Regions from separate parts of the Mus musculus genome. Here regions 1, 2, 3, 4 and 6 are each linked to region 5. A link is a loop called in an ENCODE intact Hi-C map of the cell type or tissue named here. Cell type or tissue: heart. All regions are shown on one strand. Region 1 overlaps Rbms3 (RNA binding motif, single stranded interacting protein). Region 2 overlaps Rbms3 (RNA binding motif, single stranded interacting protein). Region 3 overlaps Rbms3 (RNA binding motif, single stranded interacting protein). Region 4 has its middle 43 kb from the start of Gm39451. Region 5 holds the start of Rbms3 (RNA binding motif, single stranded interacting protein). Region 6 holds the start of Gm39452 (a long non-coding RNA gene).

Region 1 (5,000 bases), 200 kb before region 5:
AAAATATCACTCTACCAGCCTGATTTTAAGCTACTTAATATGTCATTGTAACTATTAAAATTTGGCTAATAAATCATATTATCTCTTCATGTAGAAAAGAACTGGGAGGTAGGAAACAGTATTAAATGCTGTCATATAAAAATCCATGATTAAAACAGCAATGCTTCTTGTGAGACGTAATGTTTGCAGTTACTTTTTATTACTTTTGCCTAATATCTATATAGCAGTCAGTAAACAAGGTAGCAAGCTTGTGACTCCCCAAGCCACAAGAAAGAACCTATCTCATTGCTTATTCTAGAAAGTTTTCAAGTTAACACTGAATCAACAATAGCGACAAGCATTTTCGTGTCCTGGCACTGGGAACAGATGCTCATCATGGATGACCCTGGGCAGAGGAGCAGCCTTTGGCTGTCTGGTTGAGGAACACTATCAAGGCATCATAGCCAGCTTTGGAATTTCATAGAGGTGTGTCCATCCCATGGGCCACGGGTTGCATGCCCCCTGAATATCTATGAATATGACCCAGCACAAAATTATAAACCTGTAAACATACTTAAAATAGTGTAAGTTTTTTGCACATTGTTTTTAGTTTGTTTGTTCTTGGTCCATCATTTGTGTGATGTGTGATGTGTGATGTGTGAGTGTGAACTTTGGAGATGACAACAAGGTCTCAAGATTTCCAAGGGTTGGGCATGTCTGTATAAATAAAAGGCACAGAACAGCAGGATGGCCTGACAGAAGTTACTGGAGTCTCCACATGAACTAACCTTCTGGAAATAAGACTGGGAGATGATATTAGTACCCACTCAAGCACATGCACACGTGTGTGCACGAGTGCACACATGCACATGAACACACATGCACACATGCACACATGCACACATGTACACTGCACACGTGCACACATGCATACACGTGCACACATGTACACACATGCACACATATACACACATACACACACATGTACACACATGCACACATATACACACATGCACACACATGTACACACATGCATACATGTACACACATGCACACATGTACACACATGCACACAGCATATGTGCACACATGCATGCTGCCTGTGATGAGGTGAGGTGTCAGATCAATGGCAGAGTAGATGAGGGAGCCCCAAGAGGAGCCCCGAGGAACAATCACACATCCATTGTCACACAGGAAAAGGCATTTGCTGGAAGTGAAACTGTTTGGTCTTTTCATTTATTTATTTATTTTTGTAATCTGATCCCATTATTTGAAAATTGAATAGATGTGCTTTTCACACCATTTTCTTTCATGAGCCTCTTGCTCAATAGACTGTGAGCCCACCTTGTTGGAGGTACCTAGTCCTCTCAAAATGCAATTCCTCAGAACATTTATTTTTGTGCAGGTTGATTTCAGAAAATAAAAGGCACTTGAGAAAAGCTCTCCACAGCACGATACCAACCGCCCTCCTCTGCTTGAGGTGTTTCTCTATGAAAGACCTCAGGGTAGCCATGCTACCTGACTGGATTAAGTAGTCCCGCATGCACGAAAGTCCACCCCTGCTCTGTGTGTGTCATGGTACAAGGGCCCGTGCAGATGTAGAGGTTACTTCACACTCAGCCACACATGACCTAGCATGAGAGACTAAGCCACATCCTCTCTTCAGGCTCAGGGGACTTTTCATTCCTGGCCCTACCTGAATGTCCTATATCAATAGGCCTCCTTAGCAATTATGAGTGGCAGGAGAAGTATACTGACCAGTTCTAAACTTACTCCAATCTACAGTTCCCCATCTATGTACTAGAAAGAGCTTTAAAGCACTCAAGCAAGCATGGGACACTGAGTGTGGCTGTGCATCATTAAATCCCAGTGCTTAGGAGGCAGAGGCAGGCAGATCTGTGCATTCTGGGCCAGCTGCATAGCAAGACCCTGTCTCAAAAATAAAATAAATATGTAAACATATGGTGGGAAGATAGCTCAGTAGATAAACTCCTACACAAGCCTGAAGACCTGAGTTCGGATCTCTTGCAGTCCAGGTTGCAGGTGGGACCTAAAAAGAATAAAAAGCTATCTTCTAGAAGTTGAGGTGGAACCAGAGCCTGGGGGTTGGTACATGGAGGCCAGCTGATGCCTTCTGTCTGCATCTTGAAGGAGGCCAACATGCATATTTTTCTCATGCCTTTCAAAACTTGAGGATATTCAGCCTGCGTAGCTTTTTATGGAAAGCTGATGACACATTAAAAAAAAAAAAAGAAAGAGAAATAAATAAATCCATGTCTTCTGACAGGTCTGTTTTGGTTACCTAGCCTCCGGCTAGAGGGGAGATTGTAATATGAAGATTAAATCCAAGTTGTGTCCTCTCAGAACAGCCTCCATGATTTTAGTAATTTATAAACCAACTCCAGACACCTCCCAGACTTTCATCTTTTTCCTAAGAATGAGCCCATGGTAGACTTAACCACTGCTTACTGTTTAAAACAATAAACTGTAAATTGTGTTCTTCAAACTCAATTACACATGAGATTAGTTGACACAGCAAGACCATGAATGGCCATGAGTTCCTGAGGTTTTATAGAACAACCAACATGTAGACAAAATTTTAACTAGCTCTGGGCTGGGGAGATGGCTCAGTGGTTAAGGGTAAGGATGGGATCCATTCTCCTTACCATCATGGAAATCCACAAACCTCTTTACCACCAGTCCCAGAAGACCTGATGCCCTCTTCTGGTATCTATGGGTACTGCACGCACAGGGTGAACAGACATGCTGTCCAGTCACACACATATATAAAAAGAAAGGGAAAACACTATTGAAATCAGTTCTGGGTGCTGCGTTTATTTTTTTCTTGAAAATACCACAAAATAGGTTAAAAGAAATATTAAAATAACAAATAGCTATGGTTCTGCACTAACATAATTTTCCTTTCTAATGCTGCCCTGGACTTCCTGGGTAACGAACTTGCTGTCCAAGCATAAGGACCTGAGTTCGAATCCTCAGGACCCATAAGCAGGAGTGGTGACCCATCTGTAATTCCGGCACTAGGAACAAAGGGACAACAGATTTCCCAGAGAAAGCTAACAAGCTAGCTGTGTGTGTGCTTAACTGAGAGACCTCACCCCAGTGAATAAAGTAGATCCAATTAAGGTAGATTCCTGACATCAGCTTTGGGCCTCTATAAAGAAACACACATAGGTTCACACACACTTGCAGATACATGTGTTCTCATACATGAAGCATGCACACACACACACACACACACACACACACACACACACACATTGCAACAAAGAAACAAACAAAAATATTGCAGCCTCCTGGGCAGGAGGGATGGTCAGAGGGTAAAGCGATTGCTATACAAATGAGAAGATCTGAGTTCTGATCCCTGGCAAACACATAAATGTTAACATGCCTCTTAAGAGGCAGAGATGGGAGTGTCCCTGTGGCTTGCTGGCCAGCCAGTCTAGCTGAACCAGTAAGCTACAGATTTGGTGAAAGCCCTGTATTAAAAATAAGATAGAGAGCAACCAAGGAAGACATCTAACATTACACAAATATATGCACAGCTGTGCACATGCACACACATACATACACACGCACACACATGTATGTCCACAGCACTGACACAAATAAATAAAATAAGTCGCTTGAATTTTATGTGAAGTGTTTATTGTGTGTATGCTTCATTGAGAACACATGTATATTGTGAACATTTTCCTGTCCCCTGTGGCTACCTAACTTGTTCTGTGGATGCTATTGCTCTTACAGTCCTCTTACATTTGAAATCTTAAGATTTATTTTTATTCATGTTTATGTATAGCTGTGTGTTTGTCTATGTGTGTGCATATGTGTTCGAGTACTGTCATATAAAGTATTGTAAAGCTTTATCTGTATGTAGCATCTGTATGTAGCACCACAACACACTATGTACAAACCCTTCCTGTCACCGTTAGCTCTTCATGCACAGAATTCAGTGGGGCTGAGTGACTGATCCTAAGCCACATAGTTGGTCTGCTGAGAGGCAACTACATTTGAGCAGTAAGACTCCACTGTAGTCATAGAGACAGCTCCCACGTGTTGATACCTCTCCATATATAATATGCTCATTCCAATATTCTTTTTATATTGATTTACCTCCATACCATAAATATTTCCCAGGGTTTTGACACTGCAATCCTCGCTATTCCAATCTTAATAGCGATATAACAGTTTTATATACCTCAGAAACCAGCAGTTTCATATTATCTGTATTTCTCAGAATACAGAGGAAGAACAGTTAGCCTTGTGCAGCATATACGGTCATAGTTTTGAAGACAGGTTTGGATAAAGTATTTGAGAAAATCTTTCGTGTGTCACAATAGTATCAACATTATGCCCTTCACTGCTTTTTTTCCACAGTCTTTGTAGAAGGCTTTGCCCATTGAACACATCACTAAGAGGGATGGATGGGCACATTCACATTAACCAGCATAGATGGTATGCATGCTACATCTGCTACCTAAGTGCACCTAAACTATCATTGTCAATTGCTGACATCTTCCTGTTCCTTGTGGCTGTCTAACTTGTTCTGTGGACACTATGTCTCTCACAGTCCTCCTAATCAGCATTATTATTTATTACTATGTGATTGTAATAATCCATATTAAAATTAATTCTTATTTATGTTTATATGTGTGTGTATGCATTTTTCTCTGTGTGTGCATATGTGTGCAAGTGTCCACAGAAGGTAGAAGAGGGCATCAGATCCCCTGGGGCTGGAGTTACAGGGTGTGTGTGGTGCTGGATCCTCAGCAGGAATACCAAGTGCTCTCAGTCACCGAGCCATCTCCTCAGCCTTTCAAGATTGAGGTCTGCTTGCTTGCTTGCTTGCTTGCTTGCTTGCTTGCTTGCTTGCTTGCTTGCTTGCTTGCTTTTGCTTTTCCACAACATTCCTCCTTCCACAGGACCAGCAAGTAAAGTCTTCATATCACCCACACCAAGACTCTACAACTTAGATTCTTCCATTATCAGATCATACAAAAGCC
Region 2 (5,000 bases), 440 kb before region 5:
AGGAGATACAGATGAGATGGATAAGGGAGATACCCAGTGGTCTCCTCCAGCCTTATCATGTGAGTGTGTGGATATGTGCACTCACATACACTTGTGCATACACTGCACACTCTACACAACACACGCAGATTTGAAAAAAAAGACATGAGCACATGTTGACAACAGCTTCCCCGCCTGTCCAGCACACAAGAGCATGTAAATTATTCAACAATAGCCATAAGCTTAAATGCTTTTTAGTGATTTCTAGTGGAATTTCTTACCTGGGATGCCTGGTGGTGTTTTCAGATATTTTCCATTAAAATGTTGAATCACCACTTCACATTTTTCCGTAGACTCCATTCTAGGGGGGAGAAAAGTATGGGGAGGTGAACATGAGGTTATAGACTTTTGTCGAGTTGTTCTTTTAAAAAATAACCAAGAAAGAGATGGACAAGCTTGCTTTGCCATATGCACATGGACTATCATCTGTTGCCATAGCTACTGTTAGGGACTGATGAGACACTGTGAGGTCCATGTGGATGTCATGGAGATAGCCTGAGACATTTTCTTCCTTCCACACAGGCCTCTTGGCAGTTGAAAGCACTCACTGGATGTTCACCGAATGACTGAATGCCTGAAGGAATGATATGGCCCTGAGAGACGAGGGCATGGAGGCTGGAGGAGGGAAACTTTACCTCCCCAGTAAGTGGTGGATGGAGCTAGGATGTGGACCAACACCCAGCCATGGTTAAGGCCTGTGCTGTAACAACTCAGCTGCCCTGTGAGGACGATGAAATTTATTTGAATAGCTTGCTGCCTGGGCAGGGACCAGTGGGACAGTTATCAGCCCCATGGTGCTTTTATTGAAAAGTCAATGTGTGAAAGATACCTAGAGGCAGTTATTTGGGGCTACCACAGGTAGCAAGAAGCTAAAAGCATGCAAACCTATCCTTGCTTCATTTTGGAATTTTGACTATTCTCCAATTTTTTATTTTTAATACTAAGTGCCCATATTTGTACAATGAGTTATTCTGTGTGTACAATGTCAGCATCTCATGTCTAACATACGGAGAGATCACTTTCAGCACCTCCCAGCATCACATTGACCTTGGAATGGCTGCCATGGCTCAGGTACATTTCCAAGAATTTTCAAAAAAATCTAATTGTATACGGTCTTGTTGTTTCTTCAATTGTATGTGTGTGTGTGTGTGTGTGTGTGTGTGTGTATACTTGTATCTGTGTGGAGACCAAAGGAAAACCTTGGCTGGCACACAGTTTGTTTCTTGAGGCAGGATCTCTCACTGGCCTGAAGCTCACTAAGGAGCCTCTACCGACACCAGCTCCATAATGTTCAATCTTCATTACTATATTTTTACTTAAGTGTATATTGGGGGGAGGGGTTGTGTGTGAATAGCACCTGTGGAGGCAAAAAAAGAGGAGTGAGATTCCCCCAGAGCTGGAGTTACAGGTGGCTGTGATCCACCCCAGGTGGCTGCTGGGAACTGAATTCATGTTCTCTGGAAGAGCAATACATGCTCATAATTACAGACTCATCCCTCCAACCCCATAATTGAAAATTTAAATATAATAAATATGTAAATTTAAATATATAAATACAGAGCAAGAAAGAGAAAATTTCATCCATTATTTAATGAGAGGAACCCTTAAACTATATGCTTCCTGTTTCTATAAGGTTTTTTTGTTTTGTTTTGTTTTTTTTTAAACTTCCATTTCTAGGAAGAAAGCAATTCTAATTCTGTTTCCCTATCTTCCCACATGAGATCTACTCACTGTTACCTCTTTGAAGAAAAGCTTCATCCTGGGTAGACACATGAATGGGAGAGGAAATGGGAGCCCTTAACTCCCACAGACGGTATATTAAGGGCATTTCATTCTTGGAGTTAAAGACAGAAGGCTCGTGCCTGGAGAGTCCCTTCTCTGTAAAGTCTCTCACTGAGCTCACGCAGATAACAGACAAAGGAGACTAAATGCTGCTTGCAAACCCCCCACAAATCAAATCCTTTCTCTTTGTCCTAAAATGACATGTAATTCTAAACGAAGACCAAACATAGCTGAAGGTTGCAATGTGCAATTGCTGATTTGGGGAATACAGAACAAGCTAAAAAGAAAATGGGCTGCTATCCACTCCACGTGCACAGCCAGCCTATTTTTACTCCGGTTTGAAAGTTTCAAGTCTCCCTTCTGGGTTCTAAATAGGATCATCTTTCCTTAAAGCCATTTTCTAGCTGTGGCGGGCCTGATGAGGGGCTCTTTCTAGGAACACAAAGGTAGCCGTGGAGATGGCTTGCTTTGGGTTCATTCAGATCTAACTAAGTAGATGTCTGCTGTGAGCCATTAGAGATTCTTTGAGAGAGTAAATGCAATGAACGACTTTTCTGTGACTGTCAGCTTGCAGCATCAAAGCATGGTACATTGTATCACTCAGCAGTGACAATTTCATTTGGATACACGGGGCCACACCTGATCATTGCAAAGCTGCCCCAGCAACACTGGCTCGGTGCCTCCAGGAGCTGACAAAGAGGCAGAGCCAATGTTCTGGAAACGGAACAAAAGTGAGACCTGTAGGTGAATACCCGTATTAGCCAGAACATGCCTATTTTCCTCTCAAGTTTCACAATTAAGTGCTCGGTGCAGCTGCCAGCTGAAGCTCTCTGAAATCTGGCCCATGCAAGGCTTGAAGCTGACAGGAGTGCTCTCAAGTCCCCACTGGCAGCAGCTGCCTTTACAGGCCCCTTGCAGCCATCCTGGCTCAGCACAGTGCCTCCATTCTTCTAGAAAGTAGCTGAGCCCTTCTGTGCCCTGCAGAACAGCGCCTGGGTGGGGTCAACCCTTCATCGGACAATGCGTTAACCGCTCTTAGGAGGCGCCAGGCATGGGGTAAAGCTTCAGGGGGCTTTTTAGGTCTGCTGTTTGAATGTAAACACATGTTCAAGGGTGTGTTTCTTTCTTGCCTCATGACTTATAACTGCTGGCTTCAGTCATTTGAAACACACTAAAGGATTCCGTTGTTGCTGCTGCTACAGCTGCCTCTCCCTCCAACTCTTCTTCCTTCTCTCTACCCACCTCCCCTCCTTCTCTTCCTCCTCCTCCCTCTCTTCCTCCTCATAAGTCTTATTCCTCCTCTTCCTCTTCTTCTCAACAACTACTACTGAGGAGGGAAACTGATATTATAGCTCACACAATTCACAGTCAAACTAAAACACACAAGAACCTGCTCCAGCACCGGTAGAATGTTCTGGATCAGGCTTGACACACAGAGGAAGGAAGTCTTGTGGAAACCCATGTTCAGCTAAACTCTCACCTCAACAGAGTCCTCTCAGGTCACGATCTGAAAGCTCTAAGCATTATAAGCCATGGATTTAAAAACAAATCCACTCCATTGTCACATGCTAGGCTTAATTAGAGGTTTCCGCTCTTGTGAAATGTTTGGTGTTTTGCAATCACAGGCACTGGATAAACTATTGGTGACATGGAGGAGCATCCAACTTTAGGAGCCAAACATCCTCATTTCTGGTAAGATTTACGCAAAGTGTCAAAGCTATCAGAGGAATTTTAATGACTAAAATGTGTGCTCTTTCTAGCATTTCAAAATTAAATGACGTCATTTGCTTCTTAACCCATTGCAGCATAGAATGCAATAGTGAGTCCCCAGGACAAGGGAAATTTTTAATTAATTAATTAACTAATTAATTAATTAATTAATTTTTACACTCCAGATTTTATCCCCTGCCCCTGTTCACCCTCCGACTGCTCCACATCCCGAACCTCCTCCCCACTCCCCACCCGTCTCCATGAGGACGTATGTCCCCACCCCCACCCCACCTGACCTCTAAAATCCCTGGGGCCTCCAGTCTCTTGAGGGTTAGGTGCATCATCTCTGATTGAACACAGAACCAAAAATATTCTTTTTAAAAAATCTGTTTTAGGTTTGTGCCTCTGTGTGTGTGTGTGTGTGTGTGTGTGTGTGTGTGTGTATGTGCACAGCATATGCATGTACACATACACACTCACATGTGCACTCATGGCACTCATATGGTAAAGGTTAGTCATCAAGAGACATTCCTCAGGCACCATCTATCTTCTCTTAGAGACAGAATCTACCCACCAAGTAGGCTAGGCTGACTGGCAACTTGCTCTCTTCCAGTTAATTGGGCACCATTCTCAGGACACATAACAAACAGTAAAGCAAACCCTGCTAGCTCCCCCTGCACACTCCACAACATCTTGGCGGTTCAGCATTTACGACTCACTCCTCTCGGCAATGTGCCTGTGGGCACTGCTTGGCATTGAAAGCTGTCTGGTTTTACTGTGCTGGGGATGATGCATGGGGCGTCAGACATGCTAAGAAAAGGCTTTGCCAGTGAGCCACATGCCCACACACACTAAGAGCCCCATTATTAAGTCAGCTTTCTTTAGGGATGTGGCCCTTGAGAGGTTACCCATGCTCGAGCAGATGGCCCTATAGCCATGTGCATGCAAGCAGCATCAGCTGCACTCAGTGGGTTTAAAGCTGGGCAGGGAATACATGAACCATGGAGATAACCATGGAGATTGCATTGGAGGAATTACAGGGGTGGGCAGGAACGGCATGGGTTTGATCAAAAGAGATCACGTGCATTTTCACACAGTAATGAAAAGGTAAAATAAATAAAAATGCACCGCAGTACTAAATAGTTAAAATTGTCTCAAGTTATTCTCTCCATTACAGAGATTTAAAAAAAAAAATCAGCATGTGACCACCATGAGCGTCCTCCCTGAAGACTGGTCGGCGGATGACCTGGTCTATAAGCGGTTCCTCCTATCTCTACTGAGATGTTTTAGAGAAGATAGACCACCGCTGTCAGCCTTGCCATCTGTCTGAGTTTCATTTCTGTTGCAGTGATAAAAAAAAAAGCAATTTAGGGGACAAAGGGGTTTATTTCAGCTTAAAATTCAAGGTGCATCCAGTTCATCACTGTGAGGAGGTCAGGACAGGAACTTCAATAATGCCTCACACGCAG
Region 3 (5,000 bases), 190 kb before region 5:
CTGATCACCTCCCTCAGACGACCAGTCCCTGAAAATTTCAGTTCTCAAAATCTTCCACTAGGAGACAGATGTGTCCAGTAGGGTTGAGTGTGAGGCTCTGCATAGTCTTTGGCTGACAGGCACAAAGTCCTGGGTTTAATCCCCAGAGCTGCATAAACTAGAAGTGGTGGTGCATGTCTGTCATGCCAAGTGTTGGCGGGGGAATCACAAGTTCAAGATATCCTTAGCTATGTAAGAAATCTGAGGCCATCCTGAGACATCCTTGGCTCTGTAAGAAATCAAAGGCTATCCTGAGACATCCTTAGCTATGTCAGTAATCCAAGGCTATCCTGGGCATGCTGGGATACCATTCTACCATTGCCTTCATTTTCTTTTTACTTTCTTCAAAACAATTTTTTCATATAGTATATTGTAATCATATTCTTTTCCCTCCACTATATTTCCAGGCTGGCCCAGAACTAAACATATTCTTGCCTCTGTTTCCCTAGCACTAGGATTGCGGTCATCAATTCACACGCATTTCCTATTCACATTCTAGTTCATCCTCAAGTTTTCTGTCTGGGGAAAATTTGGGGAACACAAAGGTCCTTATGTTCACATAGAGCAGTAGGGGAATGAGGAGTGTTGAAGAAGCGGAGTTGTCTCCTTCAAAGGAAGAGCGAGGTCTACAACTCATCCTCCCTGGCGGTGGCTCATAACTAGGTAATCTTCATGTTGTTTATTGGGTCTGGTCAGACCAAGCTCTCACAAGCAGGATCAAAGATACTTAATATAATCTACGTGGCCATTAAACTGTATGGCCAAACACCCCCTCTCCCTCATTGCTCCCCAAACTCCTACAACCATGACTGGAGATGGCACATAGCTGAGATGGCCTCTACACTCTCTGTATGACCCAGACTACACCAGATCCTCCCCTGAGCCCTTAGGGTCACATACATCTTTAGGACTCATCTTCATGGAAGAAGTCCCATGAACTCTGAGAAATGTTGTGTATAATTATACCTCACTGTGTTACACCAGGAAGTTTATAAATTGGACCATACTTAAGTATGCCTAAAATAAACTGCCCATATCAGACTTCAGAAGTTTGAACCAACACCAGCTATTGAGCCTGTTGAACCAGATTTCCTTCTTGCCTCGTTTGGATTATTACTCTGCCGGCCATGATGTTTGCAGAGACCCCCACAGAAACTAGCCAGTAAAATATACTATCATACTTCAGTACTATCCTTAGAGGAGAAAGTTCCACAGGTCATATCAGGTAACCAGATGGATGCTCACTAGGTATGGTGGCTCAGAAAAATGGGAGCCTAAAAGAAAACAAAAAGTTGGTGTGACTATCTTCAAGAGTGTCCTGGTGTGAACTGTGAGTTGGAAATTGATGATTGTGGATCCCAGCCGTGTCTGTGTGGTACCACGTGACAGGATGCTCTTGGGGCTTATTTCTGTGACTGTGCTCCAGGATTCCTTGGAGAGCACCGTGAACTCAACTTGATGAATGTGCCAATCAGCCATGTCTCCATGGAGATCTACGTGTGGATGGAAGAAACAAACTACCACTGTGACTGCACAGGTAGTGGATCTACAGGAACATACTGTGAGACCTTGGTGCCTCTTTGTCGGTCAAAGCCTTGCCACAAAGATACAACATGTGAAGACACTGTTGACAGCTATATTTGTCACTGCTGGCCTGGATCCTCGGTACCTTGTGTGAGATGGACATAAGTGAGTGCTGTAGCAACCTCTGACAATTGTGTGTGTGTTGGTGGGGGGGGGGGGCTGTGTGCCAAGCTGTCCTCAGAAGACCCATATGGACACACTGCTGGCCTGCCTTCCTCCTTCAACTACCTTGGAACCTCAAGGTATGCTTGTATCTGTCAGCCGGGGTTCACAGACAAGACTTAGCATAACTGTCCTCTGAGAGACTCCACCCAGCAGCTGATTGAAACAGATGCAGAGGCCCACAGCCAAACATTGGACAGAGCTCAGGAAGCCTTGTGGAAGAGCTGGAGGAAGGACTGAAGAACCCAGAGGGGATAGGAATTCCACAGGAAGACCAACAGGCTCAACTAACATGGACCTTTAAGGTCTCCCAGAGACTAAACCACCAATAGAAGGACATGCAAGGGCTGGATCTAGCCCCCCTCCCCTTCACATATGTAATACATGTGCAGCTTAGTCTTCGTGCAGATACCCCAACAACTGGAGTGGAGACTTACTTTGACTCTGTTGCCTGCCTGTGGATCCTGATCTCCTAGATAAGTTGTCTTGCCTGGTCTCAGTGAGAAAGGATATATACCTAGTTCAACAGTGACTAAAGGTGCCAGGGTGGGTTGACTCTCCCCAGCAGGGACTTCCAGCTTCTCAGAGGTAAAGGGGAGGGGGATGGAAGAGAGGCTATGTGAGGGGGACTGGAAGGAGGGCTGCAATCAGGATGTAACATGAATAAACAAAGTTATTTAACGGTAAAATGTTTGTAATGAGAGAAAAGAGGAGAGAAAGAAGGAAACATGGAGAGGCAAAAATGTCTTTATTCTGTTGAAAAGTGACACTAACACAGTATTCAAGAGATTAAAGGAAGGAGGGAGAGAGAAATGGAGGAAGGAAAGGAGTAAAGGAGGAGGAGGAGGAGGAGGAGGACAAGGAGACAGACAGACACAGAGTTCAAAACGTAAAACTAATGCACAACAGGTATAGAATCCCTAAGATAAAACTTCTGAACTGTATTTAAAGTTTTTTTAAAAACAAAACAAAACAAAACAAAACAAAATAAAACATCTGATTCTCTGTCTCTCTTTATTTTTATTTTGCATCTTTATTTTTATTTTATGAATGTTTTGCCTGCATATATGCTTCTTCTCCACATGTGTGCACGCTCCAGGTGGTGGTCAGAAGAGGGCATCAGATACCCTGGAATGGGTGGCTGTGAGCCACTGAATGGGGTCCTCTGTCAGAAGTGCTCTTAGCCACTGAGCTGTCCCTCTAGCCCCATTTCATTGGTTTCTAAAGCTAGTCCTGCAGTATTCTTTTTCCATAAGTACCTTCAAAGTTGAAACTTAGTGAAGACACGATTAGAAATGAGCGCATCTCGCACTGAATCCCAGCCAACAACAGTGCTCCGAGACTATGCTGTCCTACTGTGCTGAAACAACCTAGATGCCTGCCTCACTCAGTCAGGGCTACATGTAAAAAACTATGGTACTGCTTTATAGTAAGAAAAAAATAGTGGATGCAGTCCTGCAAAAAGCAGGATAAAAATTAAAGCATGAATTATTTTGTTAAGTAAATAAAATGAAGAGTAACTTTATTTTCCAAAAATGATGATATAACTGTAAATCCATCTCTTTGTCTGTCTCTGTCTCTGTCTCTCTCTGTCTCTCTCTCTCTCTCTGTGTATGTCTTTGTTTCTTTCTTTGTCTGTCTCTCTGTGACTCTGTTTCTCTCTGTCTCTCTGATATTCTTGCTGTGTCTAGAAAAGATGCAAACCACATTTGTTCTAAACTACCCTCATCCATACTACTGGTTATACACCCCAGGCTCAGCTTTCCAGTGCAGCAGAAGCCAGAAAGCACAGAACATGAGTGCTTCCCAAGTCACACTCACAGGCACGTTCATACACATGCACACGTGCGCACGTGCGTGTGCACACACACACACACACACACACACACACACACACACACACACTTACCAGAGTTGCAGGAACTTCATTCCTGGGTTCAGAGATAAGGTATTACATTAACAATTACGTCACAAAGTTTGCTTTGAAACAACAGAGATGGTATTTAACGGTTGCTGGTCACAGTTCACACCTGATTGCTCATGGTGACAAACAGGTGCTTTCTGCTTAACAGGTATGGGATTCTCCACGATCCACAGAGTCAACAACTGTTATATGTAATCAATTCGAGGCTAGTTTTAATTTCTCCTTTTTTGCCTACATCAAGGACAGAGTAGAAGGTTGTCTTGTGCCTGGGGCAAGCACTCTACCTGTAGGCTAATCCCTTGGTTTCTATGCTATTTAAAGGCCCAAACCACTTACACACACACACACACACACACACACACACACACACACACACACACACGTAGTTAGATTAAAAAAAAAAACCTATATATTTTTATATGCTTTAAGCTCAAGGCTAGCTGTGACCATATATAACCGTGCCTCCTCTTTTTAAGGTTTAGATCAAGATTTAAGTCTTTGTAAAGATTTTCTTCAGCTCTGTCACCCATGAGTGGAAGACAAAACCTGGCCTTAGAAAATGTGACCGTGTCACTAAATAATGCCTGAAAATGGACAGCCAAGGGGGTCCCATGAGCTTTCTGGGGCCTGGAGTGCCAGATAAATCCAATTCCCTTTGCCATCCCTTCATTTCCTACAGCAAGACGAGATAAAATACTCTCCACAGCCGACTCCTGCAGGGGCTGAAATGCTTGGTGGAAATAAATAAATTGAGTAAGAGAACTTCTATTGTAAGCCTTTCCGTGTGGGCTTTCCACAGCCTGCATGGACGGGCCCTTAACAGCCCTGGCAGGACACTCTTTGAAACCAGCATGCACCACTCCACATTGTGTGTACATGTCCACCAACTATCCAATGTGGTCACAGAGTCCCCAGTTCAACCAGGGTTCAAACACCTTCCTTATGTTCAGAATGCTCTTTAAAAGGATAGGGGAGTGGGGCGGGGTATGGGGGGCTTTTGGGATAGCATTGGAAATGTAAATGAGGAAAATACCTAATAAAAATATTAAAAAGAAATAAAAATAAAATGGTAACTAGCAAGGATGGAGAGATGGCTGGAATAGTTTGCATATGCTTGGTCTAGAGAATAGCAGTATTAGGAGGTCTGACCTTATTGGAGTAGGTGTGGCCTTGTTGAAGTAGGTGTGTCACTATGGGGGTGGGCTTTAAGACCCTTGTCCTAGCTTCCTGGAAGCGAGTCTTCTCCTGTTTTCCTTCAGAACCAGATGTAGAACTTTCAGCTCCTCCTGCA
Region 4 (5,000 bases), 110 kb after region 5:
CTAACTGACACTTTAAAGGTAATTACTGGGTCTGTTCTATGTAACAGTATCTATTATAAAACGATTGACTCCCTATCTTTGTATCTTCCATAGAATGCTAAATGCCCATATTATCCCTTTTAAATGAGAACAAGCACTTTCAAACATTGGTCAAATTGACTAGATCATCCTGCTATTAACGATTTAAAGGCAAAAGATACTGGGATGGCTACTGGCTCCCAAGAGGAGCTAAAAAACCACTGGTCGTGAAGAGAATGTAAATAAAGCTGGAGCAGTATAACAGGTCTATACTAGCTAGACCTAGATGACTAAAGTAAAATAGCCAACAACACTAGAGGTCTTCATTTCACCAAGTTATTTCGAAAAGAGAAAGTACATGAATACAAAAAAGATTTCATATGGATATGATGAGTGGGGAAGCTATCATTGTTATTTTGCTAAGTGGCCACACCAAACTGCCTTCTAAATATTTAATGCTTATTTCGACAGATCTGTCTGACTCTCAACCTTGGTCAGAAACACTTCTTTTTTGCAGTGGGAAGCACTTAATGCAGAGATTCATAAGTGGTCACGACGCTAAGAATAAATAACCGAGTGCTTAGCATTAAATAAGACATCTGGTTCAACCCTCATGATCCCCAGAACGCTCGAGGAACAATGTGGAAGAGAGGTTGGAAAGAAGGTACAAATATGAGGGAGGGAATGGGGGTGAGCGCTGTGAAGCGCCACCTTCTGGGCAGGCTGTGGTGGGACAAATAGGAGGGGATGGGGATGGATGAGTGCTGTCAATCACCGCCTTCTGGATAGGGCGTGGCTGCTGCACTCATCAATGCTCAGCAGCTGAGGTTATCTGTACTAACCTACACCCAACTAAACCAGTCAAATTAGCATGCATGGGGTGTGGCTCCCAAGGCCCCACCTCTAGATGAGGAATTACCGATAGCTAATGGCCACTAGGGGAGAGAAAACTGTTCATCTTTAGGGTTGAGGCCACTGGTAGGCTGCCCCTGCTCCAGTGGCTGGTCCCACACCTATGTGAACACAGCTAGCAATAACTGGACTCAGTGGGATATTAAAAAAGGAAACGAAGGACATAAAGTTAGGGGTAGAAATTTTAGGGGATTCTGAGAGGCAATCAAAGGTGGGAGAGGGGGTAGATAAAATCAAAGTATGCTGTATACATGCTTAACAGTCACAAAAAATAAATAAAATATTATTTAAAAATAAAAATTGGTTTATTCATATCTCCAATTTGGAAATTGCATCAAGGTACAATTAAAAGAATAGATTTTTAAAATTGAGGTATATTTACAATATGGAATACCTTTTAGCTATCAGTATAAACAGACTCCTGGTATACACCAATATATGCAAATATTAAAACCATAACAAATTAAAGATGATAGGGGCAGCAGAATAAGTATATATGATATCATTTATTTAAGGACTGAAGTGAAAAAAAAAATATGTCCATAAGCTATCGTGCCTAACCAAGATGTTACCTCCAACTGACAACCGCTTGCCAAGGAAAAGTTAATTTTCTCCAATGAAGTCTCAGTGGACGACACACACTTAAGGACAGGCCCTAAGCTCAGCAGTAGACTGCTAACACAGAACAAACTCAATGGTAATTCTGGATATTTTTTTCTTATGTTTCTTTGTTTGGGCATAGTTTACCTTACTGCTGTGTTTCTTGTCTATTATGCTCTCCAATTATGTGTTTTTATGGGTTTTGTTTGTGTATGTGAGTGTGTGTGTGTGTTGTGCCCTTTAGTTTTAAAATGTGCCTGCTGTGTTTCTAAAGAGAGAGAGGGAGAGAGAGAGATCGGTTGGAGTTGGATGGGTGGACGGGTGAGAAGGGTCTGGGAGGAAATGGAAAGCAAAAGTATGATCAGAATGTATTTTATAAAAACATTTATTTTCATGAAAAAAGAAGACCATGAATGTATATAAAAAAGAGAAACCAAGTGTGATTGCTGAGAAACCTTAAGAGAAATGAATTTCGAATAGAAAAAAAAAAAAAAAGAGTTTTCCATGGAAACAGAAATGTTTGCTGTCTTATTTGGGGATCACTGTATAGATGTGTGCAACTGCCAACACTCACCTAAGTGAACAGTCAGCCCCTCTGCCCTTTAGTCTCTCTTAATTATATTTCAATCAAAGAAAAACACGTGGTGTTGCAAAAGCAGTAGAAATCAAATCCACAACGATGACAAAAGGAAAGAATGGCTGAGTTGTCTCCGGCTCCTCCTTCCCTGGGCTCTGTAACAGGCTAATCTGAGCTCCATATCCTTCCTCTCTTTGGCACACCTTCTCCGAGCCATGCCGGGGAGCATGTGACAGCCCCAAGGCAGGAAGCCAGAGGAAAGAGCAAAGAGGCTGGACAAAGGGTTTCTGAATAGCCGAGAGCTGGCAGCTCTGCCTCCCCGTCTGCCAGGGCAGGGGTCAGGAGCTGCAGACAAAAGAACCCCCTTGCATGCTTCCAGAAGGCCTCAGTGGGTCAATCCACGATGTCAGTGCTAGCAAAAAGAGGCAGAAGAAGAATACATTCAGAAAATTAGTAGTGTGGGGGCTGGGGACTTAGCTCCATTGGTAGACTGCTTGTGCAGCAAGCTAGAAGCTCTGAGTTTCCATTTCCAGAACTTATAAACTGAATGTGGTGAGCAGTCAGGAAGTGGAGGCAGAAGCATTTGAGGTCCAAGGTCATCCTCTGGGTTAAATAGTGAGTTCAAGGCCAACCTAGGCTATAAGATACCTTGTCTAAAAGACAGAGTAAAGAGACTGGAAAAAGAAGAGGGGTGGAGGGAGGAAGAGAGAGACACAGAGTCACAGGAGGCAACACATGCACACAGCCCATGTTGCATTAGGGACGACCTCAAATGCTTCATAGTAACACAACAGTGATGCTGGGTTGTTTTCAGCAACATTAGGAACCAGCCACGGTCATAAGGCATATATCATAGGTAAGCCAAATGATGGAGGAGGAAGCTAGGAAACTTAAAACTCAAGGTCTTATAATGACCAAGCCTCTGGACTGGGCTTCAGATCCAGGCAAGGATTCAAGAAACCTCTTTTCTAATCTCCTGCTGTGGTGATGACTTTTGGGAGAGGCTCTTCAGAAAGCAGGTTCTAAAGGAAAAATAGATCTCTGACAAAAATATGATTGAGGGAGGGGACACAAAGGATAGTCCCCCCAAAGCAAACAGAAAGGAAGAGGCAGAGCAGGTGTGGGCTGCAGTGACCCACATACAAGGTCAAAAGCAGTAGCCTCTCTAGAGTCCTCCAAGAATCCTCCAAAACCTCACCAGGAAATGTCCACAGACAGGTTGGGCATAGACCATTAGGCCCTGAATAAGAGCTCCCCTCCCAGTTATCACAGGCATCACTTCTAAGCAGGTGTTAGGCTGGAGAACAGAGTTTCTGGGCACCAGAGAAAACTCTGAAGGAACAAAGTGGAAAGGCACACAGGAGAAACGGGGTGTCTTTAAGCACTGGTGAATCTATCTTATCTTATCTTATCTTATCTATCTTAGCTGCAGTTAAAAATCAAAGATGACACATGGCTGGGGATGACAGGAGATGGAGAAGCTAGCACATCCATTTCCACAGGAATCTTCTGTAACCTAGTGTTGATGATGTCCATTGAGCATTTGCACCTGGGTCTTGCAAGCATTCTGTCTCTGGTCTCCCAACAATGATGATGATGTGGGTGTTAACATCTATGACTCATGATGGAGAACCTGGGAGGCAATCTGGTAAAGACATGAAACTGCTAAGGATTAAGAGAGAACCAGGCTTGAACATGTAATTAGTGTTCTACAGATATAGTATGCAGGGAGATAAGAATGGATATCACTGGCATATAGTAGAATAAGTTGATAGAGGAGCCGCATAGGTGGCTCAGCAGTTAAGACCACTGCTTGCTCTTGCAGAGGACTTGACTTCAGTTCTTAACACCCAAATAGTGGATTCCAACCAGTAACCCCAGTTCCTGGAGACCTAATACACCAGCATACATGTGATGCACAGACATACATACAGGCAAACTACACACAGAGAGAGAAAGAGAGAGAGAGAGAGAGAGAGAGAGAGAGAGAGAGAGAGAGAGAGAGAGAGAGAGAGAGAGAACGAGAGAAACACACCAAAGTAACAAATTTTTAAAAGTTTATAGAGAAAAGAAATAAGTAAATAATAAATTTATAGAGAAATTCAATGTTTCAAGAGGTTGTTGTGAGTCAGAGGCATGCGACCCACTCACTGTTCCAGTCTAACCTCAGCCTAACTTGGTGAGTCAATGAGTCTATTGGGCTTCATTTACTGAACATGGGTGAGAGATTGCTTGCAGGAACATGGGCGACCCCAGTATACCTGCACCATTGGAAAGTCCCACCCCAGTACGGATGACGACTCTCCCATAGGGATGTGCAGGGCTGAAGTGCCTACTGGATTAACTTCAATGCTCCATAGGCTCGACCATCTCCCAAGACCAGAAGGCATGTGTAGCTGAGTAGTGTTACACACACGGGGCACACGGGGAAGGGAGGAGGAGGAAGGACTGGTTGGGCCCTTGGGACCATCCCCACCCTCCTCTATAAGGAGATACCATTGGGTCTTATTTGGATTGACTCTTGTTATGCATTGTAGTGTGCCCGATGATGAAGATGGTGATGTGTCACACTCAGTGGGAACTGTTCTACGGCATCATAGACAATAGTACTGAAGCTACCAACTTCAATTGTCGGTGATGATGTCATAGCCAACCCAAATTACCCATAGTTGTGTCCTTTCCACATTGCCAGGACTTGGCTAGGGATGTTGTTATCATGCAGACAGCCCATCCTGGATTCGATCAGGGAAAAAAAACAAGTAGATGTTACTATTATCAAATGTCCTCAGTGGATAGAAGCTTCAAGATAACTCCAGAAACAGTCAACAATATCACACTGAAATTATGGAGGGTGCATTGCAGTGGTAGCTTAAGGTACTGTGAAAGTTAGGCT
Region 5 (5,000 bases):
GAGCTAACTTCTTAAAAATGTGGCAGACACTGATGGCTTTGGCTGGCTCCAAAGTAACAAGATCCAGAGCCGCTGTCAGGGTCCATGGGGCACTAACGCTGCACAGGCCCCCAAACAGACTTGATAAACCTCTCAGTTTTCTTTCAGGCAAAACAGGTCAAATCACTACTGCAGTCTTTCCTCACTCCCATTTCTGTCTCTGTCTCTGTCTCTGTCTCTGTCTCTGTCTCTGTCTCTGTCTTTTTCTTCCTCCCTGTCTCCCTCCTTCCCTTCATCCCTCCCTTTCCTACAGTGGCTCACTCACCCAGCACCCTGTATCTTTAACTCTCCCCAGCATTCATTATTCCGTTAGTAATACTACATTAAAGGCAATCTAGGAGAAAAACAAAACAAAAACCCCAACTATTTCACTCAAACTTCAATCAAAAGTTTCTCTTGTGGTTGTAATGGCACCAGAAAACCAGAACCAGCACAAAGCACGATTTGGGGAAACATTTGGAAAAATTTAGCCAAATGAGTAAAAGGTTTGGAATGTTTGATATTTTTCAGGCAACCCTGGAGCTTATTGCTTTTGTCTCTTTGCGGAGAAAACGGACCGTGGGTATGCTTTTCTTTTTTAAACCCGCCTGACCATTTCTTTAAAGTAGTAGGCAGCCAGTGCTGTCTACCAAGTTGCCCAAAGAGTTAATACTCAGGGCACCAGGCAGGAGGGCTGGTCTATTTAAGCAGCAGCTGCCCAAACTAAGTGGGCACAAAGGCAGAAAGCAAAGTGAGTCGACCTTGGAGGGGTAGGGCATAGGGTAGAGCAATCAGAAAAGGGGGAAAAATGGAAAAAGAAACACCAGCCTTTAATGCAATCCTGAGAGGCTGTTGTCCAAATGGGCATTGTCTGATGAGACAGAGTAAATGGGAGGTAACCTTATCGTGAATTACCAAACCCTGATTATGCCAAACCCTGAGAACCCAGTGACAGCGTACACTGCTCAGCCGTGCCCTGCTTGCTCTCACATGTGGAGTTACTAAGAAGATGGAGGGGTCTGGTTAATTCATTACGAAATCAGAGAGTATCCGGCATGGTACCCTCCACCCCCCACCCCCCAAAATAATCAAGCCCAATCGAATTGACAAATTAGAGCATGGATCTCTCACCTCACATCTTTCATGTCTTAACTGCAGGATAAAAAGTTCAGGGTGGGCACTGCCCCCTGCTCAGTTTCGTGGGCTTGCCTCCAGGCCCCTAATGATCACTTAAGCACATGCTCGCACAAAGCCTAAAGTCTTTAACCAATTCAAGTCCAATTATTATCAGTTACATCCCATGCCTTCCCCCCACCCCCAGACCCAGACTTCCTAGTGGTAACTGAAGGGTGGGGGTGGGGGCCAGTCTAAAAGTAAAAGCTATGGATGCTAAGCCTCTAGTTCTTTTAGCCCCCCAAAGCATCTCAGTCAACCTTCACATAAAATACAGTCCAAACCAAAAGAAAAAAGAAAAAAAAATGCTCAACAAACTCTGAAAGACTTTGGTGGGTGCCTCCTGGCGCTCCTCTTTCCTCTTTCACTAGGCCATGAAAAGTTTAAGTGGCCCCCACCCCAGAGTGTTTTCTGTAAGGAAGGGGGAAAGGGAGGGGGGTACCCAAATCTTTGAGATTCACACACAAAGAACAGCTCGCTAGAAAAGCTCCTAAAACAATATTCTCGCCCCCTGAGAACGTCTGTTGGGACCTCGTTTCTAAAAATCCCTGCTCACCTGCAAAAGACTTCAACCATCTCACCGGCATTTCTGCAGCTAAATAACAAAAGAACACTCCATTGAAAGTCCCCTGTCTTTAAAGAGAAAGCTACACTCCGGGGCTTCCTCTCCCTTCTTTCTCTGGCTTGTTAACTCCGTTCCTACTGTTAGTAATTTGAAAGAGGTCGGCAGAGGGGATGGGGGCTAGGGTGAGGGAAGGGTCGGATTGCCACGCTCCGGAGGAGCGCCAGGCACCACGCTGCCTTCTGAAGCCCGCGGGTCCAGCCATACCTTGGTTTGGAGGTACTGAGGACAGTAGTACGTGTACTGGGGGTACATTTGTGGCTGATCCAGGCGTTTGCCCATGTAGCTGGGATCTTTATCTCCGAGGCAGGAAACTGAATAACAGGGTGTATGATGCCCCAGGCAAGCGAGCTTCTTTCTCTTAATCCACTGTCCCTGGCAGTCTGCGTGACTGCTGAGGCTTCTCAGACTCCAGCCTCACTAGTTCCAACACCGTGAGGAATTTAAAACAACCCAAAAAACCAAAGCAAAGCAAAACAAAAGAACCAAAAAGAAAAGAGAAAAAGAAAAAGAAAACAAAAACAAAAACAGATGGGGGTTGAGATCTGTAGCGGAAACCCCCAGACTGCTTCCCCAGTTCTTGCCTGCCTGGTTCCTCCCAGCTGCCCGGTCCAGTCCGGATGAAGCAGTTTGCTCTGTGACCAGCCTGTCTCTAGTGGTGTCAATCGCAGGCGCTTGTAAAGGCGAAGGAGGAGAAAAAAAGAAATAGATCCTTTAGCACAACTCGGAATCCTTGCAGTACAGCTTTCGTTCTCTCCCGTGTCTCTTTCCCACCGCGGAAAAAGGAAATTTTAATAAAAAGAAGAAAAAAGGAAAAGAAACAACGGACAAAAAGAAAAAGAACGGAAAGGAAAAAAAACCGGGAAAAAAAGAAAAAGAAAAAAGAAAAAAGAAAGAAAAGAAAAAGAAACCCGTGCAGGCTTAGTTGCTGCTGTCTGGTTCCCAGAGTGACATGGTGTGTTCCAGCTGGCCTTGCCCCTCTCACTCACTTCCCCTCCTTCCAGCCAGTGGGTGGAACTGAGAGAGCCTCTCCAGGGAGCCGGGCACGCAGTCCAGAAGGCTGCAGTATTTCCTCCAAGGGGGGAAAAAGAAGATGAAAAAGAAGAAGAAAAAGAAAGAAAGAGGCTGCTGCCACCCCTCTGCTAGCTATCTGGAATAGCACAGTGAGCAGCGTCTGCAGCCGAGCCGCGGGTGGAACCGAACCCCAGCTTCTCTGTGAAGTGCCTGGGTGGGGCATGGCCCAGCCTCCCTGCCCTGCTCCGACCAGGGCTCCCAAGCTCCCAAGCTGCTTCTCCTCTTCAATCGCCAAGTTCCCAGAGGTGAGGCATGGCATTGATGAACAAAACAGACCCTGCCCTGCGAGGGGAGCATGAGGGAAGGAGAAGTGTGTGTGTGTGTGTGTGTGTGTGTGTGTGTGTGTATTTACACACACATGCCAACCTTTCTAGTTAAGTAGGGAGAAAAGTGTATTCAAGGCTTTTTCAAAATCTGTTAACACATTAAAAGCCAGATGAACCGAGGACCTGAAGATGAAACCAATGTTTTGGGGGATGCTCAAGAGAGGAGAAAAAGTGGGGATTCTCAGCTGGGTACCTCTGTGGGGAAGCCAAGCCCCATCTCAACAAGGGGGTTGCCTTAACTATCACAAATAATTGTGTTGTGGCTTTATCCATCTCTTAAAAACGAAATCAAAGTGATCTTTACATTTATTCGCTTATTGGAGAATAAAATAACCTCTCTCTCTCTCTCTCTCTCTCTCTCTCTCTCTCTCTCTCTCTCTCCTTCTCTTACTTGCTCTTTCTTAATGCTTTCGTGGCTCTGTAAGTATTGCACACAAAAAAATTGAACAAAAACTCATAATTACTTGTCAGAGTTTTTCCCCCCACCAGTAATAATATTCCGACACGTCGATCAGCTGCTACATTATAATACAGATTGTTTCAGAGAAGATAGATCTCCTTAAAGGGTTTCTCTGCAAGGCGGCGGTGAGGCTAAAATTAGCTGTGCCAGCTGTGTTTTGCTGGGAGTGCTCACGCATGCCCGGAGCGTGGGCAGCCAGCCTCTGTGCCTCTCCACTCCCCCAAGTCTGCCGAACACTCCAGCCGTCCTTTCAGATAAAAGACTCCAGGTACAAAGGCAGTTTCCTCACATGGAGGGAGAATTGAAACTGCAATACACAGGATGCCACCTCTGCTTTAAGTCCCGCCTGCCACTCATGGGGTAACAACCTAGGCTCCTGTGCTCCTTAGCTCCAGGAAGCTCAGTTCTGAAGTCTGGGTACCAGCAGAAAGACAAGGACACGGAGACATCACATTGGGTTTTATGTCGATTCTCTCTCTCTCTCTCTCTCTCTCTCTCTCTCTCTCTCTCTCTCTGTGTGTGTGTGTGTGTGTGTGTGTGTGTGTGTTTCTCTTTTTTAAAAGACAGGGTCTCAGATACCCCAAGCTGCTCTTAAAACTTGCTGTGAAACGGAATGATTTTGGCTTCTGATTCTCCTGCCTTCCATCGCCCAGCACTGGTATTGAAGGCATAAATTAATGAATGAACCAGGTTCCTGTGGGCACTGGCTGTGGAACCTAGGACCCTGCCCACAATGGGCAAGCACTCTACCAACACAGCTATCTCTTGATGACAAAAATCAGAACTTGGGTTGGAAAGTGGGTATGGGACACCTGTGATGGAAACATATCAAGACAGCTTCACTCATGGACCTCAATTATTCCATCCATAAAATGGAGAAGGACAGCAACTGAAATCAGGCACCAATCTCAAAGTCTTCTGGCCACATCTCCCTCTCTAGAGAACTTGTCAAGCATCTGGGAATCTCGTTGTTCCTTCCTTTCTGCTTGGTATCAGACTGTAAATTCTACTCTTCACACTTCATGGTCCAGCTCTGAGTGCCACTGAGCAGAGGTCATGTTGGTGATCGCCAAGCTCACACCAGGCATCCTCTGCCAGCATGAACATGCCCCCCTGAAGCAGTCTTCCTGAAACCCTCACTTCCCAAGGTATAGTTGGTTTTCCCCAAGTTGGTTTCTCCCACGACCTTCTAAACTCAGAACAGCAGGCCATAGCCTCCTCTGTAGCCTTAAGAACTAGCAAGGCCAGACACAAAGCATGTGTTCTGACATGCTTGGAGAACAAAATATCCTGGACATAATAAACAATTTGTCCCTCAACTCATGGT
Region 6 (5,000 bases), 60 kb before region 5:
CAGGCCCTCATGCTGTCTAGACACTTTACTAATGGAGTCTCAGCCCTCAGAAAGGTTTAAAGGCACAGATCGCTAAGTCCCGTGCACATCTTCTGACTCAGTCAGTCTGGGAAGGTATCTGAAGATATACATTAATTCCAACTTCCTGGAAGGTGTTGCAGCTGCTATTTAAGGGGCCACACTTTGAAAGCTCACTATGCTAAACTTTTGCAGGAGAGATTCTGGTCTATAGTCGACAAGGGCCATGATTATAGAACTGAAGGCAAGCCAGTTTACTCTTTTCTGGTGCCTCAACTGACGTCAATCTGGAAAGTATGAGACACCTCACTTGCTATTATATAATTCACTGATGAAGTATAAAATACATGCTAAGCCTCATTTATAGTGTCTAAGATGCTGGGACTGATAGTTTGTAGTTGGCACATAAAAATGAATGCAAATCAAAGACAAAATCGTTGTGGCTTTTAGGAGAAAAGAAAAGAGAGAGAGGGAGAGAGAGACCCAGACATGCAGAATGTAGATTGGGTCCAGACCTTTCTATTATGAGCTTTCCTTGGTCTTGGGTGCAGAGTCTGCTGCTAGGTACTGTTGAACCTATTAAAAACATATTTAAAATGGAGATGCAAAGGTAGAAGACCCAAGTTCAATCCTGGGAATTGGGACAGCAATGGGCTTATTTCCCAACTAATTCACTCTTTTCTAGACTACAGCCTCAAGATGGTGTTTTGTGCTGCAACCTAAGGAGATGCACCTCACTGCATGCAACCTACTGCTCTGCATCTGGGATTCTAGGCATTCAGAGAACGAACAGCAGTGTGACACTGGGCTGTGCATCTAAACCTGAACAGTTCTCATTGTTTGGGCTCTTAAAGCTGACTGCACCAAACAGAATCTGTGCTTATTATAGGAAGAGCAGTTTTGATCAAACAAGAGAATTCCCAAACGTTAAAAACCTACCTAAAAGGACATGCCAGCTACCAGTAATTGATTCTATTTTAGCCATGTTTTCAATAATTAATAAACACTTGTCTACATCTCCATCAATTTTAAGTTGCAACATTTCCCCCTGATTTTATGGAGATCTATAAGATAACAAAATGAAACAAGGAGGCTCTAATGATAACCTTGTTAAAAATCCAGTCCCAGACTCTATACATTAGAGCATCAGAGAGTATTAGAGAGCCAAGAAAAAGGAGATACACTGGATCTATATGTTAGAGCATCAGAGAGTATTAGAGAGCCAAGAAAAAGGAGATGCACTGGATCTGAACTTGACTTTGTCTAATAATTTAAATATGGATATTATACAAAAAGATAAATAATTACTCTTTTCTTCTTTACTCAAAGAGGATGTAAAATCGGGAAGCAGAGTATGAGGCTTGGTTTGATTATGTTTCTCAATGTGAACCACCCACATCGCCTAGAGCCATGTGCTAAACCTTGCCAGCTTCAGTTCTCCATCACAGAGTCAAAAATTCACATGAGTCAATTAAAGCATGTAGCTGTATAGCTATTACACTTTATATGGCCTATATATGGAATCTCTTTCACAGTGGTTAACACATAGTAGCTGATTAATTAATAAATGACAGAATGCATTCTGCTTTTTGAAGACTTTTAAAACATTTCCTGGGTCTGTAATATTAGATATACTGCTTTATATTTGTTTCGAAGTGTGTATGCACATGTGTTCAGTGCACACGGAAGCCAGAAGAGAGCATCACCTCCCATAGACCTGAAGTTTGTGGCAGTCATGAGCTGCCTGACACAGATGTGGGGAACTGGATTCGGTTGCTTTTGCAAGAGTAGAAAGTGTTCTTAGCTGCTCTGCCAACCTTGCAGCCTTTCTTTTCTTTCTTTTTCTTTTCTATTTTTGTTTTTGAGCATTATCACTGTTTAGCCCAGGCTGCCCTTATAGTGATAATCCTGTGTCAGACTCCCAGATAAGGACATGTGGCAGAGGCACTTGGCTTAAAAGGGCAAACCCTCATTTGGAACTGAAGTCAACACCTTAATATGATTTGCAATGTAGATCATAAGGACTCCTCTTAGGATAGCTATGTTTTTCCTCACGCAAAACTATTTTTTTTTTAAGAATACTGTCATATGTCAGGAGAACTCAATTGAACATTTCTCTTTGGGTACTTGTAACCTGAATTCTGTATGAGGGCCAGCTGTGATAAAAGCTGGGCTTTCTAACAAACACAATTGCTATGTTATGTTTTGAATCAGAAATCACCCTGGAGTAAAATACACTGTGCACGCAGACAGAAAAAGTACATCGGCTCTTGCTCGTGTGAAAATTAACCGACAGCCTGTTTCAAACTGTGCTTACCCCACGAAACACCGAAAACGTCAAAATATTTTCGTCTGCCTTGCCTGAGCACTATTTTTAGATGGGTTTTGAAGAGAGAACACATATTTGTTAAAGATGCCGAATTCGTTCCAGATGGAGGCTTTGCAGTGAACTTATGGGGCCGCAGAAGAACGGGTTTTCTTTTGTTAAGAAAAACCAGAAAGGCTGAGCAGCTGGGAAATCGGGTTTGCACAGCCCCACACCCAAGAGAGAGTTGCTCACCGTGGACATCTTATAATCATTCCAAAACATGCAAAGCAGGCGTCCCTTCAGAAATAAAACAATTCAGGAGGAGGAAGGGGTGGAGGAGGGAAGAAATGAGAGAGAGAGAGAGAGAGAGAGAGAGAGAGAGAGAGAGAGAGAGAGAGAGAGAGAGAGAGACTAGAGTGCACATCTCAGCAGCTTCACGCTCAGGCCAAACCCTGTCCCTGCCATGTTGGGTTCTGAGATGGGTGGCTCTGAGGCCTGGCAAGCTCTAGCCATGACAGACATTATAGAATGGGCCTTCCCAGAGTTACAGCGTCTCCCACATTCCAGGGCATGAAGCACAGGGGAGTGTTTAGCAGAGTGTTGGCGGGCAGCCCACTCTGCAACAGGAACTTGCTTGCCAAGGGGCTGCCTGAAGCACATGGGCTGTGTGCATTCTTCAAGCCGTTCCTTTCCTCATTTAGCCCCCGAAGCTGCCATGGGTGGCTCGCTTTCTTGAGAACTTTCACCACTGCATAAAATATGTAAACTGACCCTCCCAAATCCACCCCCTTGGGCTATATGCAGACTTTGTATGGATTCTCCCACTGGTCAGTCCAACATGAGCTTGGTATCACACACAGCTTGCACTTCTGGGATGAAGCGACACTTTATGTGCATTGATGTGTGTTATCTTTGGAGAGCTAATCAAACCAAGGAAGCAGATAACTGCTGCCTCCTACCTTCTGGAGCGGGTCTGGAAAGCAAGAGTGAGGGTGAAGGTAGTCCTTTTAAAACATCCAAGCATAGAGGTGAGGAAATGGCTCAGTAGGTAAAACAACATCCTCAATTCAAGGCTCAGCAACCACGCAAAAAACCAGCGGCTTGCAACACCAGCATAGGGCAGAAGCGAGAAGCTCTTCGGTGCTTGCAAGCCAGCTGGTCTGACTCCAGGTTCACTGGCTCTGTCTCAAAAGAATAAGTCAGAGTTAGGTGACATCTGACATTTTCCTCTGGCTTCCTCATGTGTGCATGAGCAGTCGAACTCCTATGCACAGACACACACACACACACACACACACACACACACACACGATGTCAAACATAACCTAGAAGCAGGCTCATCATCCAATATGTAAACAGCAACAGTAACAAACAAGCAAAAAAGGCAGACCTACAGTTAGAGTTATGCTGCAAAAACATAACTGATGAATGTCGTAAAAAGAGTATCTGTCATAAAACAATTCTAACCCATGCCTGAAAGATTCCAAACGCCAGCACAGCTTCCAATTTGATACCGGGGCTTCATCATATGATTTCATGCACTGAAGAATTATAGACTCAGTCTGCCTGACAGCTTTGCATATAAAGAACATTGTCTACATGACGAATGTGTCAAGCTTATGAAGTTAGCAATAGGCTGCCAAGCCATATTGTCTCAGCAACAGCAGACCCAAAATATTTTCAAATGATTCTGCAAAGGGCAGTGTGGAGAGCCCGCGCAGCTGTGAGAACATTTACCTTACGTCTAATTAGAACCAATCAGCCATGGGCCTCATTTAGCCTACATTTAATCTATCAGAGGCTCTTATTTTTGTGAGGTGCTTGGAAGTATTAGTTTTTGATTTATCATCCCCGGCTTCAGAGCTACAGGATGGTAGAGAAAGCCATTAAACTGAATATAAAAACAGAATATTGTTTCTTAAAAATTATAGAGTGATCAGGGTCTTTGAAAACCCTCCGTGTGATTGCAGAACACAATCCATAAAAAAATAATGGGAAGCATCGCTTTAAGAAAATATTGAACCAAAACTAGGAACAGAAAATCATTCAGACAGTCCAGCCTCTTACTTGATTTTTATAACCTGGTCAAAGTTTTGTATCAACTTTTATTTATTTATTTTCTTATGTATTCTCTCTCTCTCTCTCTCTCTCTCTCTCCCTCTCTCTCTCTCTCTCTCTCACTCTCTCTCTCTCTCTGTGTGTGTGTGTGTGTGTGTGTGTGTGTGTGTGTGTGTGTGTGTATTGATTTGTTTTATATTTCTGTGATAAAGCCCTGGTCCAAAGCAGACAAAATAGTCTCTTACTTTAAAAAAAAAATCCCAGCTAAGGTTTAACACTAACTTTATTATGTGTTTGTTTGTTTGTTTGTTTGTGTGTGTGTGTGTGTGTGTGTGTGTGTGTATGTGTGTGTTTATATGCTTTGTATTTCAGTGATAAAGCCCTGGCCAAAAGCGTCTTGGGGAGGAAAGTGTTTCTTTGCCTGCCACGCCCTGATCACAGCTGGTTGCAGAGAGAGGTTGCCAGGCAGGAACTCAAACTGGATGAGAGGCAGGAACCTTGGAGAGGCATCGCTTACCCATTTGTTCCCAAGTTCATGTTCATCTTTCTTCCTCCCCTTCCAGCCCATCTGCCCAAGGGTGTCAATGCCTGCAGGGGACTGGGCCCTCCCACTTCA

The links. A loop is a pair of places that touch in the nucleus more often than their neighbours do. Peaks named below come from ENCODE experiments on the same cell type or tissue, not always from the same donor. Only the 100,000 strongest peaks of a DNase experiment are listed, where the experiment ranks them.
Region 1: a loop joins it to region 5, with 2.0 times the contacts of the local background. A loop is called at or near these places in 2 of 42 quality-filtered maps.
Region 2: a loop joins it to region 5, with 2.8 times the contacts of the local background. A loop is called at or near these places in 2 of 42 quality-filtered maps.
Region 3: a loop joins it to region 5, with 2.8 times the contacts of the local background. A loop is called at or near these places in 2 of 42 quality-filtered maps.
Region 4: a loop joins it to region 5, with 2.1 times the contacts of the local background. A loop is called at or near these places in 2 of 42 quality-filtered maps.
Region 6: a loop joins it to region 5, with 2.1 times the contacts of the local background. A loop is called at or near these places in 5 of 42 quality-filtered maps.

What each region holds. Positions count from the first base shown.
Region 1 is chr9:117,049,430-117,054,429 of GRCm38, forward strand. All of the region lies in intron 3 of Rbms3 (RNA binding motif, single stranded interacting protein), which reads right to left. Among named protein-coding and RNA genes, the nearest start is that of Gm39452, 140 kb to the right of the region's middle. In heart, a CTCF peak has its summit at 2,711 (motif pointing left); no DNase peak of the experiment used is centred here.
Region 2 is chr9:116,805,153-116,810,152 of GRCm38, forward strand. It overlaps Rbms3 (RNA binding motif, single stranded interacting protein), which reads right to left. Exons shown (of 15, transcript NM_001172123.1): 6 at 261-340. Among named protein-coding and RNA genes, the nearest start is that of Gm39449, 280 kb to the left of the region's middle. In heart, no CTCF peak of the experiment used is centred here; DNase peaks (open chromatin) are centred at 2,809, 3,429 and 4,309; H3K27ac peaks cover 1,134 bases.
Region 3 is chr9:117,057,813-117,062,812 of GRCm38, forward strand. The region is part of intron 2 of Rbms3 (RNA binding motif, single stranded interacting protein); the gene reads right to left. It also overlaps the pseudogene Gm18489. Among named protein-coding and RNA genes, the nearest start is that of Gm39452, 130 kb to the right of the region's middle. In heart, a CTCF peak has its summit at 2,884 (motif pointing right); DNase peaks (open chromatin) are centred at 1,569 and 1,989.
Region 4 is chr9:117,354,848-117,359,847 of GRCm38, forward strand. It overlaps a transcript of Rbms3 not described here. Among named protein-coding and RNA genes, the nearest start is that of Gm39451, 43 kb to the left of the region's middle. In heart, no CTCF peak of the experiment used is centred here; a DNase peak (open chromatin) is centred at 2,364; H3K27ac peaks cover 994 bases.
Region 5 is chr9:117,249,707-117,254,706 of GRCm38, forward strand. It overlaps Rbms3 (RNA binding motif, single stranded interacting protein), which reads right to left and starts at 2,777. Exons shown (of 15, transcript NM_001172123.1): 1 at 2,021-2,777. The coding sequence starts at 2,095. Gm17396 (predicted gene, 17396) reads left to right here and starts at 2,827. Exons shown (of 2, transcript NR_166691.1): 1 at 2,827-3,132; 2 at 3,639-4,992. In heart, a CTCF peak has its summit at 2,487; DNase peaks (open chromatin) are centred at 2,085 and 2,835; H3K4me3 peaks cover 4,150 bases; H3K27ac peaks cover 4,427 bases.
Region 6 is chr9:117,189,855-117,194,854 of GRCm38, forward strand. The region is part of intron 1 of Rbms3 (RNA binding motif, single stranded interacting protein); the gene reads right to left. Gm39452 (a long non-coding RNA gene) reads right to left here and starts at 4,482. Exons shown (of 2, transcript XR_871333.2): 1 at 1-4,482. RefSeq lists an enhancer at 1,360-3,825. In heart, no CTCF peak of the experiment used is centred here; a DNase peak (open chromatin) is centred at 2,937; H3K27ac peaks cover 1,163 bases.